3 separate regions of the Homo sapiens genome follow, and all the other regions are linked to region 2. The links are chromatin contacts, found by Hi-C in ENCODE. All regions are on one chromosome and are shown on one strand. Each heading gives the region's core, a stretch centred on a gene start or an enhancer-like site at or near the end of the contact. The rest is flanking DNA. Distances are from core to core; before and after follow the strand shown.

Evidence for each region. Hi-C counts contacts between places; a loop is a spot of excess contacts on that map. Pooled maps may share reads with other maps.
Region 1: a loop to region 2 is called in a map of sigmoid colon, with 5 times the contacts of the local background. The contact joins the promoter of GARS1 here to the promoter of KBTBD2 in region 2. A Hi-C loop is called at or near these places in 1 of 168 maps with a recorded cell type or tissue (sigmoid colon), 2 of 37 single-sample maps with no recorded cell type and 8 of 50 pooled maps.
Region 3: a map with no recorded cell type shows a loop between it and region 2 (8-fold over the local background). The contact joins the enhancer-like site here to the promoter of KBTBD2 in region 2. A Hi-C loop is called at or near these places in 3 of 37 single-sample maps with no recorded cell type and 2 of 50 pooled maps.

What each region holds. Positions count from the first base shown.
Region 1 is chr7:30,593,365-30,596,716 of GRCh38, forward strand. GARS1 (glycyl-tRNA synthetase 1) reads left to right here and starts at 1,514. Exons shown (of 17, transcript NM_002047.4): 1 at 1,514-1,779. The coding sequence starts at 1,558. RefSeq lists enhancers at 969-1,582, 1,213-1,562, 1,583-2,196, 2,197-2,810 and a silencer at 2,706-2,805.
Region 2 is chr7:32,890,360-32,893,866 of GRCh38, forward strand. It overlaps KBTBD2 (kelch repeat and BTB domain containing 2), which reads right to left and starts at 1,401. Exons shown (of 4, transcript NM_015483.3): 1 at 1,177-1,401. RefSeq lists a silencer at 761-1,710 and enhancers at 1,482-2,185, 1,891-1,950.
Region 3 is chr7:30,798,154-30,801,695 of GRCh38, forward strand. All of the region lies in intron 5 of MINDY4 (MINDY lysine 48 deubiquitinase 4), which reads left to right. All of the region lies in intron 7 of INMT-MINDY4 (INMT-MINDY4 readthrough (NMD candidate)), which reads left to right. Among named protein-coding and RNA genes, the nearest start is that of MINDY4, 29 kb to the left of the region's middle. RefSeq lists enhancers at 1,647-1,766, 2,633-2,762. Within about 2 kb of position 1,563, at least 6 of the 41 ENCODE cell types and tissues checked have a DNase peak (open chromatin) inside an H3K27ac peak, as active enhancers do.

The DNA of each region.
Region 1 (3,352 bases), core at 264-2,763, 2.3 Mb before region 2:
AAAGAAAGAATGACTGAAGCAGCAGTGGGGAGGATGAATTGGTCGGGGAGGAGGGAAGAACGGATTTGGAGTCCTTTCAGGACTGTCCTAACATGAAAATGGATGAGACATTATTGATCTAAGGAATTTTTTAGAAATAAAATAGTTTTATTCAAAGGATATAGAATTTCAACATTTTAATAAAAATCTAAATAAAAATAAAAGTAAAACTTAAAATGATTTTTCACATTTAAAGATATTAAAATAAATTCAAAATTGCCTAGTAAAATAAAAGCCAAATAAATTATAATTAATATCAAATCTTGAAATAAAAGTGTTTAAAAATATAATTGTTCAATATTGCAGAAGGTTCTTAAGCAACCCACCCTGCTCATGTTGAATTGTAAGTACTTCTCCAGAACTGCACACTGGAACGGGAAGAGAAATAACATGGACTTTCACACCATTAGGAAAGGAGACTTCATTATACTGAGCCCGTCTACTCCTGCACACTCCTGGGGTGGGATTGTGGGTCACAGGGAGACGTACGTGCATACTGCCGAAGAGCTCCCAAGTGGCTGGCTGCACCAGTTAACACTCCCCTGAGCAGTGTAGGGGAGTCTCAGAGGGTCACTTGGCATTTTCCATCATTTTCATTTTAGCCATTTTTGCAGGTGTGCGCAATGCTGTTTTTATAACCAACACATCATTTTTCTCTTCCTTTCCTGGAGGGGGAACCCAGCTTTTCTAGGCCCTCCACCCTTTGGGCAGGAGGAACTGGGTGTGTGGGGCGGGGGGAAGCCATCTCTGGGTGGTTGGTCAGCTGGGGCCTAACCACAGGAGGCAGATAGACTGAGGCTATGCCAAGCAGAAAGACTTATCAGGCACCTCTTGCCTTTCCTCATCTCTGCCGGTTCAAATCCTGCTCGCCCCGCAAGGGCAGATTGGAATTTACCTTCTCCAGAAAGCCTGGGGTGACTCTATCCCCTCACTCCTCCTCCCCCGTTCGCCAGCTTTTGTCTTGACATCGGCGGACCAAGAATGTGTGACTCTGGGCAAATCATTAACCTCTCTGGGCCTATTTCCTTATCTGGGGAACATCTGCACTTGAGCAACAGAAGTCTAAGATCCCTATCTGATTTGATGTTTTGCGACCCTTTTAAGGCGCAGGGCGCGAAAGAACAGAAACAGAAGTGTCCGTTCAAGTAGGTCGGCCGGGGTGTCACTCGTATAAAAACCTATGCTTTGAAGGTTCTCGTGTGTCTCGGCCTGCAGGTCTCGCTCAGAGCTGTGTCCCTGAACATCCACCCTGCTGGGGTGGCTTGACGCACTTCTGTGCAAATCTGTTCGCTCGCAACCCTACCTACCTCTCTCCCGAACCGGAGAAAACCTTCGGCGGGGTCCTTCCGGGTTTTGTGTCGAATCTGCGGCGGCGACCCGGCGCCGCGTCACGCGGTGGTGAATGTGCGGCAGCACGCGCGCCGCGTCGTTTACGCGGCGATTTCATCATGCTCCGAGCCGGGCGGCGCGCGCCGCTTCCGTCGCCACCCTCTCTGGACAGCCCAGGGCCGCAGGCTCATGCCCTCTCCGCGTCCAGTGCTGCTTAGAGGTGCTCGCGCCGCTCTGCTGCTGCTGCTGCCGCCCCGGCTCTTAGCCCGACCCTCGCTCCTGCTCCGCCGGTCCCTCAGCGCGGCCTCCTGCCCCCCGATCTCCTTGCCCGCCGCCGCCTCCCGGAGCAGCATGGACGGCGCGGGGGCTGAGGAGGTGCTGGCACCTCTGAGGCTAGCAGTGCGCCAGCAGGTACCGGTGTTTTGCGCTCTCCGCTAAGCCTCCGGCTCTCCTCCCAGGGCCTTCTTCTGGTCATCCTTCCCTCCTCCCCGGGGAACTGTCCTCCTCTTCGGTTACCCCTTTCTTTCCCTTCATCCTCTGGCGTCTTCTTCGCCTCCCCCACTTTGGTCCCAAGTCCCCCGTGCGTCAGCCACCTCCTCTCCCGCGGACCTCCGTCCTCCTCTCTTTTTGGATGACTCCCTGGAACCCCTCCGACTTCCTGCGTCCCTCTCCGGCTCCGTTCTCCCTTCCCCATTCTGTCACAGCCCGCGTCTCCTCTATTTCCAGTGGGGCTGGGATCTGTGACCCTTTGGTTGTCCTCGCCTCCTAACTGAATAACCTTAACTTCAGTTTTCCAGGCTCTGCTGTACTCTTTGTGCACCCTGGGTGGAAAGCCTCCTAATTCTTTCAGTGGTCAATGATGAGCCGAAAAACTGCCGGTTCTTTCGTCTTACGGCCAGGCCCTTTAATCTTTAGGATGCTTTGATAGTGTTTCCCCCTTAACATCTTCCTTCATTCAGTGCTTAGTTTAGCGGAATGATTGGCTGAGAAAATAGAATTGAAATGTGGATGTGGGGAGGTGTCGAACTTTTCTATTAATGCTGTGAACTCATCATCCTTTGCTCTTGTCATCTTTTCTGGCTTCTGAAAAGGCCGTTTGGAACCAGTGAGCCCTCAGATCGTAAACCTGGGAAACTAAGTGTTGCGGAGTGAAGTCAGCCATCCTTAGTATGGAATATTTTGACATTTGATTTTCCCGAAGGTGAGGGAAGGTTTCATGGGCTGAAGGACTTGGTGATTTAATATAGACCTCCTTTTCCTAGGGCACTGCCATAGAGTTTAGAATTTAGAGATATCAAGGAAAAGATTATTTCAGATGATTCCCATATGCAATTAGGGAGAGCCAGAGCTTGCAGTAGGACCCCGGAGATCATGACTTAGTAGTAAACACCAAACGGGTTTCTCCTGCATGGGCGCCTGATGCAATAATTTGCCTTAGCTACAGAGGGTGGAACCCTATCTCGGAAATAATTCATTGGGGCATAGCTGCCGCAAATTCAGCCACTTTGCCATCTGTCCTCTTCGCTGGTTTGAGCCTGACCGATTTTAATAAATAGCCTTTCATTTTGAAATATCACCACGGGCTTAACTTTTTTCTTCATGATTGGTGTCAGAACACCGATTGCATATTCTGTCTCCCTCCACCCACCTTCCACTCCACAAATAAAATTAGGTGTGGTTCCTTTGTCTTTTCTTAACTTGCCATTTTAAAAAATATCCTTCCCTTTAGAAGGAAGCATACAACTAATTTGGAGAAAAAAAAAAACCACCACACCCAAACCCCTCCCTCTGCCACGTTAGCCTGGAACTGCAGTGAAAATCATCCATCGGTAGTTAAGACAGGATCTAGTTAACTAAAGTAAACTTTGATCGCGGCAGCTTTCCGATGCTACTAACTACTGTCTTGTGTATTGTTTATGTTGTCTTGATTATTGTTTTGTACTTTAAGATATTTTCCGAATATACGAGTTAGTTGATTTAAGTT
Region 2 (3,507 bases), core at 151-2,650:
GCTTTTCAATTTACTTTAGATCAGAAAAAAAAGTCGGGGAAAAAAGTCCTTATCAAAGGTTAACCAAACTAAGTCATTCACAATTACAAGAGATCTAAGACCCATACTACTCAAATTCGGCAAAAATGTACAACTCAGAGGGAAGAGGGGGAAGATCCCTGTTAATTAGTTGCCTCGATAAAAGAAAATATCATTTTGGTCAGTGCACAGCGTTGATAGGGTTTCGTTTCTCAATGCCTAAATGCTGTGAGCCCGACGTACAGATTCAAGTATAAACAACACGTGACCAGTCCTGTTGCCTACGTCTTCATAAGGCTAATTGACACAGAAGATAGTTCACACACACACCCTTTTAAAGTTCATTTTGTATTTTGAATTCTTTTCCTATTTTCACTGGAAGGGGTCACCGTGGTAGCCCGTGGGATGGACGCTCCTCTACCTTTTGAGGCAGGTAGAGTTCTTAGATAGCTAAGCCCAAGGGAAAAAAAGATGTTAACTCAAAATAACCGCCCCACACCAAACTAAGCGATTTTTCTATTCCCCGGTTGTTCAATCCGTAGGGAGAAGGAGGTGGTCGAATTCAAGGAAGTTAAAGATTTCACAAAGTAAACACGTACACAATTTTCCGTTTCAAAGGGCAGTTTCTGCTTTCTTTTTTAAGTCGATATAGACCATAACAGGAGCTCTGTTCGTCTAGACCTCTCTTGGTTAGTTCAGATGTACGCGGGGGGAATACAGAAGGAAGGGGGTGTCCTCCTTCGGCCCACCATGTCGCGAACACGTCGCGAGTCTTTAAGGGAAACAGCTTTACTTCGGTAAGGGCGGGCGCGAGCCGAGGCCAAGGCGCCGCCCGGGAGCCCCGCGGGCGCCGAGGCGCCCGGTGCCGGGGCCGGAAACGCCCAGCTAGCGGCGTACCGGGCCGCCCCTTCCCCGCGGACCTGCCCGGAGCTCCGCCGCCCTGGGGCCGCCGCGGGGTGCGGAGGGCGGCGCCGGCCGCCCGCGCCCCTCCCCCGCCCGCGGCGGAAGCGTCTCGGGTTTGAAAGATGCCGCGGCCGCCGCCTCCCACCCGCCGAGCCACAAAGGGCCGAGCCCCCTCCCGCCACAGCCCTCCTCCCCGGCCCCTCCACAGGTCGCCGCGGGCTCCCAGCCTGCCCGGCGCTACTGTCGCCTGCTCACCCGCGTCCCTCGGTCCGGAGGTGTGGGATCCGCTCCAGCCGGTGGCCCCGTCCACACTGGGCCCCTCCGGCGCGGCGGCGGGGGCGTGGCCCTCCCGCCGCGGCCTCGCCTGGGGTCTCGCCTCCGCCTCCGGCCGAGGAAGGCTGGCGCCGCCGCCTCTTCCTTCCGGTTTCCCCTCGCACCCTCCCTCGCTTGGTCCGTCCAGCGCGGAAAGCAGCGTCCTCTGCGGGCGCCGCCGCACGCTCCTCAGGGCCCGACCACCGCCAGACTCCTCCCCCGGGAGCCGCGCCGCCCGCCCGCCCGCGCCGCCTTGTCAGTCCGGGGCCGCGAGACGCCGGGCCCGCCGCCCCCGCCGCCCCCGCCCCCGCCCCCGCCGCGCGCTCTCGCCCCCGCCCGCGGCCCGGGAACGCGCGCGCAATGGACCGCTGGCCAGCCTGCCGCGCCCGCCCTCGCCACGCCGCCCTCCCGCCTCGCGCGCGCGCGCGCCTGTCGGCACCAGCGGCAGTTTTGCAGTTTCCCGGGTCCTCGCGACCGTCCCCCGCCCCTCCCTTACTCTAGCTGCCCCCGCCCTTTTCCTCTGCCGGATGCCACCGGAAAGCCAAAACAATTGGGGCCGCGCAGGCGCGAAAGAGGAAACGGAAAGAGCAGGAAGGGCGGGGGCGGCGCGAGGTGACGGGAAGCGTAATTGAAGGGGGTTCCCGGGAAAGGTCATGGGAGAGCCCTTGAGGGGCGCGTGCGCGGCAGAGGGGCACTCCGAGTAGCCGCGGCGGCCGAGGCCTTGGGCCTAGACGGGCGGATGGAGAGGCCCGACAAGTTCATTGCTAGGAAATCTAGAGAGCAAAACACCAATTGTTATGCTGAAGGAGGTGTTTTATCCCTTGGAATTTCCCCTGAAATACAGATTTTTGCAGGCTGGCTCGGAAAGTGGGAATGAGTAGGACTAAACAATACCAGACCGGGGGCAGGAGAAAGTTGAGGAGGCGTTGGGCGGGTCGCTTTGTTGCCGCAGCACCTCTTCTCCAAACCATGCCCTCCTCTCTCCAGAGCCGCTTCGGCTTTTCCCAAGGCCAAGGAAGAAGTCAGAGCAGCACCCAAAAGGGCCCGCAGTTGGGGGAGGTTAGGGGAAAAGGGAGAGAGAGACATCTGGGTGCGGACGGCAGCTCCAGCGTCTGAAGCCTTCCGTTGTGTGCTGCAATGCGGCGGCTGCACGCCCCCAACCCCCCGAGTTCCAAAAGAGCGCCTTCAGCGTTGCTTCGCAAAGCGAAGCGTTTGTAGCAGCAGCTAATGGCTGTGGCCCGTACTGTTTTAGTTAACTTGGCACAGCTTGCTGGCAGGCAGGCTGTAAATTTGCTAGGAGCTATTCGTGGATCAAAAAATTGTCAGAAATGCCCACACAGACTCCACCTACCTTCCTAACTTACAGTCTTGGCACAAGCCCAATCTAGAGAATATAGATGACTAATTATAATCTGAAAGGCCATACAGTACATTACTGAAGGGAGCCTCTTCCTGTAAACTAGGCTAGATCAACTGAATGCACACCAAGATGCGTGTTATCAGGAACTACTGATAAAGGATTGTTTTACTGTAGAATCTGGAAACTACATTCAACAAATCTTCATTGAGTTTCCAGCATGCTACCACTGTACTTAGTCTAATTAAGTAGTTAAGTGGTATGATATCAAACAAGCTATACAAAAGATTAAAGTCATTTAACACACACTTGAGCACCTACTTTGTGCCAGATTGGGTATGAGAGATGCGGTCTAAACATGCAGACAACAACAACAAATGATACCTGCGGCAAGGAGTTCGTGATTCATCCTGTGGGCAACAAAAAGCCACTTAAGATTTTTAAGCAGGAGAATATCTTGATAAGATTTTAGAGAAAAAATTCTAAAGCATGATAGATAGCAGACTGGAAGCAGGGATACTAGTTAGGACGCTGTTAATGCAGTCCAGACATGAGTTGGAGAGAAAGTCCAAACTAACAGTGTCAGTGAGAATGGAGAAGCAGAGATACATTTGAAAACTAGCCAGCTATGATAAATAAGACTTGATTACCTAGAGGATGAGGGGAAATAAGAAATCAAGGATAACTGAGTTTTTTAGTTAGGGTGATTAGATGGTGTTATCAGTGACTATAAGAGGAGTAATGAATTGTGAGGATGAAAGAGAGGACTAAAGTTGTCCTTTTAATGGCTGTACAGTTAGGAATGCATTTGGGCCCACATTTTTTTCGAAAAGATTCCATTATAATAGCTTAAACAAGACCTCAAATCTACAGGTAGGCAGTTACCTTTGTTGGTTCAATAGCTCAAGAACAGCAGG
Region 3 (3,542 bases), core at 313-2,812, 2.1 Mb before region 2:
TGCCGTATTGAATGCTATAGGCCATTGTAACACAATGGGAAGTATTTGTTTATCTAAACACATCTAAATTTAGGAAAGGTACAGTAACAATATGATACTATAATCTTATGGAACCACTGTGATATATGTGGTCTGATATTGACCGAAACCACATATCTCATTGGGATTCGTGTATGGATTGGATGTGCTGTGTTAGAGAAAGAAAGGAGGCAAGGATAACTGCAAAGATTTTGCTGAACAACTGTAAGAGGGGGGTTGCCGTTCCCTGAAATGAAGACTGTGGGAGAAGCAGGTTTAGGTCATGGTCATTGGGCCATAATTTATACCTCTGGTCTGCATGTTACTTTCTTCTTTTTTTTTTGAGACAGAGTCTCGCTGTGTCGCCCAGGCTGGAGTGCAGTGGCGTGATCTTGGCTCACTGCAAGCTCCGCCTCCCGGGTTCACGCCATTCTCCTGCCTCAGCCTCCCGAGTAGCTGGGACTGCAGTCGCCCGCCACCACGCCTGGCTAATTTTTTTTGCATTTTTAGTAGAGACGGGGTTTCACCATGTCAGCCAGGATGGTCTCAATCTCTTGACCTTGTGATCCGCCCGCCTCGGCCTCTCAAAGTGCTGGGATTACAGGCGTGAGCCACTGCGCCCAGCCCTGCATCTTACTTTCTATCAGGCCAGTGGTGTTTCTTTGTGAACTGGCCTTCCTGTGGCCTTAGTTCAGGGTCCATGTGCTTGCAGTCCACACATGTGAGCAGTGAGCTGTCCTGTTACTTTTGTGCTGTGACATTTCTCCTCTGGCACTGGGGTTTTATTGAAGCTGTTTAAGAGGCTTCCACACCAGGACTATTACTAGAGCCCAAGTTAGTAGGGTTGCTCACAGCTACTGTCTAAGGACAGTAAAAGCAAGTCCCCATCTTGCCTTTATGTCATGCACTTCTTTGTCTTGTGCTTGCAGGTTGCAGTCTGCTGAGCAGACCTCCAGGCCTCTCTGGGCCTCTGTGCTCCTGTCTGTAAATGAAGGGGTAGGATGGGCTGCTCTGTAATGGCTCCCCAATTCTACCCTCTACACATGCCTAGACCAGACTTCTGACTTCTTTTGTAATCTCTGAATTACTTTGATTCAGTTGACCTCTCTAAGGCTCATCTTATGTAAATAATGAGCCTGTAAACCAGGGTCCTGTGACTTTGGAGTCCTTCCTAGACTATAGGCTCCTCTGAGCACCTGTGGGTATATAGTAAATGGATTTAGGACACAGCAACCTGGAATCACTCCCAGCCCTGAGTATGAGCATCTGTCACTGGAGGCCTGTTCCAGGCTGTTCCTGGCTGCAGCATTTTGAGCTGAAGGCAGGCTGACTAGGGCAAGGTTAAATTCCACCATCCCTAACCCCTTTGCCTATTACTTGTTGAATGGTTTCTCAGGTTAGGTTCCTAAGAACAATGGTTCTTAAACTGTGATCTCTGGACTGGCAGCATCTGCATCATCTGGGAACTTTTTAGAAACAGCTTGTCTGACCCACTGAGTCAGAAGTTTGGGGGTGGAGCCCAGGAATCTGGGTTTTAACAAGCTTTTTAGGTGATGTCATGCGTGTCAAGCTTTGGGAAGCAATGCCCTAGGGGCCAAGCCTGAGTCAGATTCCGGTACATGTAATTTGTTGGGGGCATGCTCTCAGGAGGAAGTGGGGTGAGGAAAGTGGAACTGGGCAGGGGAAGGAGCTCAGCAAAGGTGTGAGGGCTAAGGGCTCAGGCTGATCCCCTGGGGAGATGTGGAGCATGAATTGACTCAGAGTTAGTCCCATGTTTAAGGCAAGGGAGTGAGCTTTTTGTGCCCCTCTTAGTCATTGGCTGTGGGCTGCCCATCCTGGAGTGGGGCGGGCAGTGTGCAACCTCCTAGATGAGTTTGGCAAAGGACGATTCTCCAGAAAAGGATGCAGCTGTGAGCCCTTAGCAGCTGACATTGACAGCAGCTGGGAAGTATTTACCTGTCTGAGGCAGCTGGGTGGGACACCTGTGGCCTCCATGTCAGTTCTCATGGCTCCTTCTGCATTCACCCAACCCCTAGGTATTACAGTAAAGATAAACTGCAAAGCCTGTCCCTGGATATCACCTTAGATGCATTGGATGCCCTGGTGAGATGGGCCAAGCAGGGATCTTTTACAGGTTAGGATACAGACTCCAGAAGGTGAGACTGAAACGAAACTGTTTCCAGGCTCAGACAGCCTTTCCCATCATGACATGTGCAGCCCTCTGCAAGAGCATCATATTACCCATTACTGGCTTTGTGGCTGGGTCACGTCCTTTTGTCTTAGTGAGTTCAGAGGTGTCATAGCCCAGGTAGGCACTGGGGATGCCAGTGCATGATATGGTTCCCTGCCTCCAGAAGCCCAGGGTGCACTGGGATGCCCTGTGTAATTGGGTGCTAAATTGTGGCCCTCACAAAGGAGTGGAAGTTCAGGGAGCAGTTAAGGGACGCTATTGAGGGGGCAGGAGGGCCCTGGGCTTGGAGAGGCAGTGTTTAATGCAAAAGACTTCCTGGTAAACCAGTAACATTGGAGAAGGAATGGCTGTACTTTTAATTCACAGATCCAGGGGAAGATTAACCTGCCTTGTTCTGCTGTGGGTCTCTGCAGCCTTGATACAGCCAAGGGCCCAAAGCCTCAGTGTTTCTGCCTTTGCATTGAAACACTCCTCTGACACTGGGGATGCCTGGCAGTTTTTCAGGTTTTGCAGAAGAATGGACAGTAGATGGCAGCAGATCTTCATCAATCCTCCCAACCCCAGCGATTTAGTCTCGTTGCCCTTGTTGCATAATTTAATTCAGGGGACATTCACCAGGCCCTACCAGACCTTTCTTAAGCAGTCCAGGGGGAGAGAGACAAGTGCATCCCAAACTCTCCCAGGTCCTCTAGAGCCTCTGGAGGCCCCCAGATCTGGAGTGAAAGCCACGGGCGCACAGATGCCTCTCTGTGTCCTGAGGGGGAATGAATTGTGCCAGCCGGGACTTGGAGGAGGCTTACAGAGGATGTGGCATTTGCGGTTCATTGACTGTTCCCTGCTTCTGAGCATCCCAGCTCTGAAAACATCTGCACCTCATGGGATGAGTAATGGGGAGAATTTTCATTTTAATTTGTCTTTATGCATTATTTGGACTTCACATCAGACTATTAAGGTTCAAAATCTGACTCTTGAGACACACAATACCTATTTCCTTTCCAGCATGCCGGTCATCCTGTGTGGATAGTGGCCTGCTTGGGCTCTTGCACTGGTTCAGCCTCACCTTCTTAACCTGTTCTGGGGACCTCTCTTCTGTGGTGGATACAGCTGTCCTCCACACCTGCCATTGATGCCCGATGCTCAGCCACTTCTCCCCACTTCTCAGCCTGTTGATCACATTTTACCCTATACATGTGCCCCCAGTCCACAGTGGAATGCCATTTCTCCTTCTGATTGCTGGCCTCCTGAAAGTAGGCACAGGAGATTAAACATGAGAAACAGCTCCAGTGCATGTTACAGGCCACTCTGAGCCCTCCAAAAATGGGGTTGATGACCC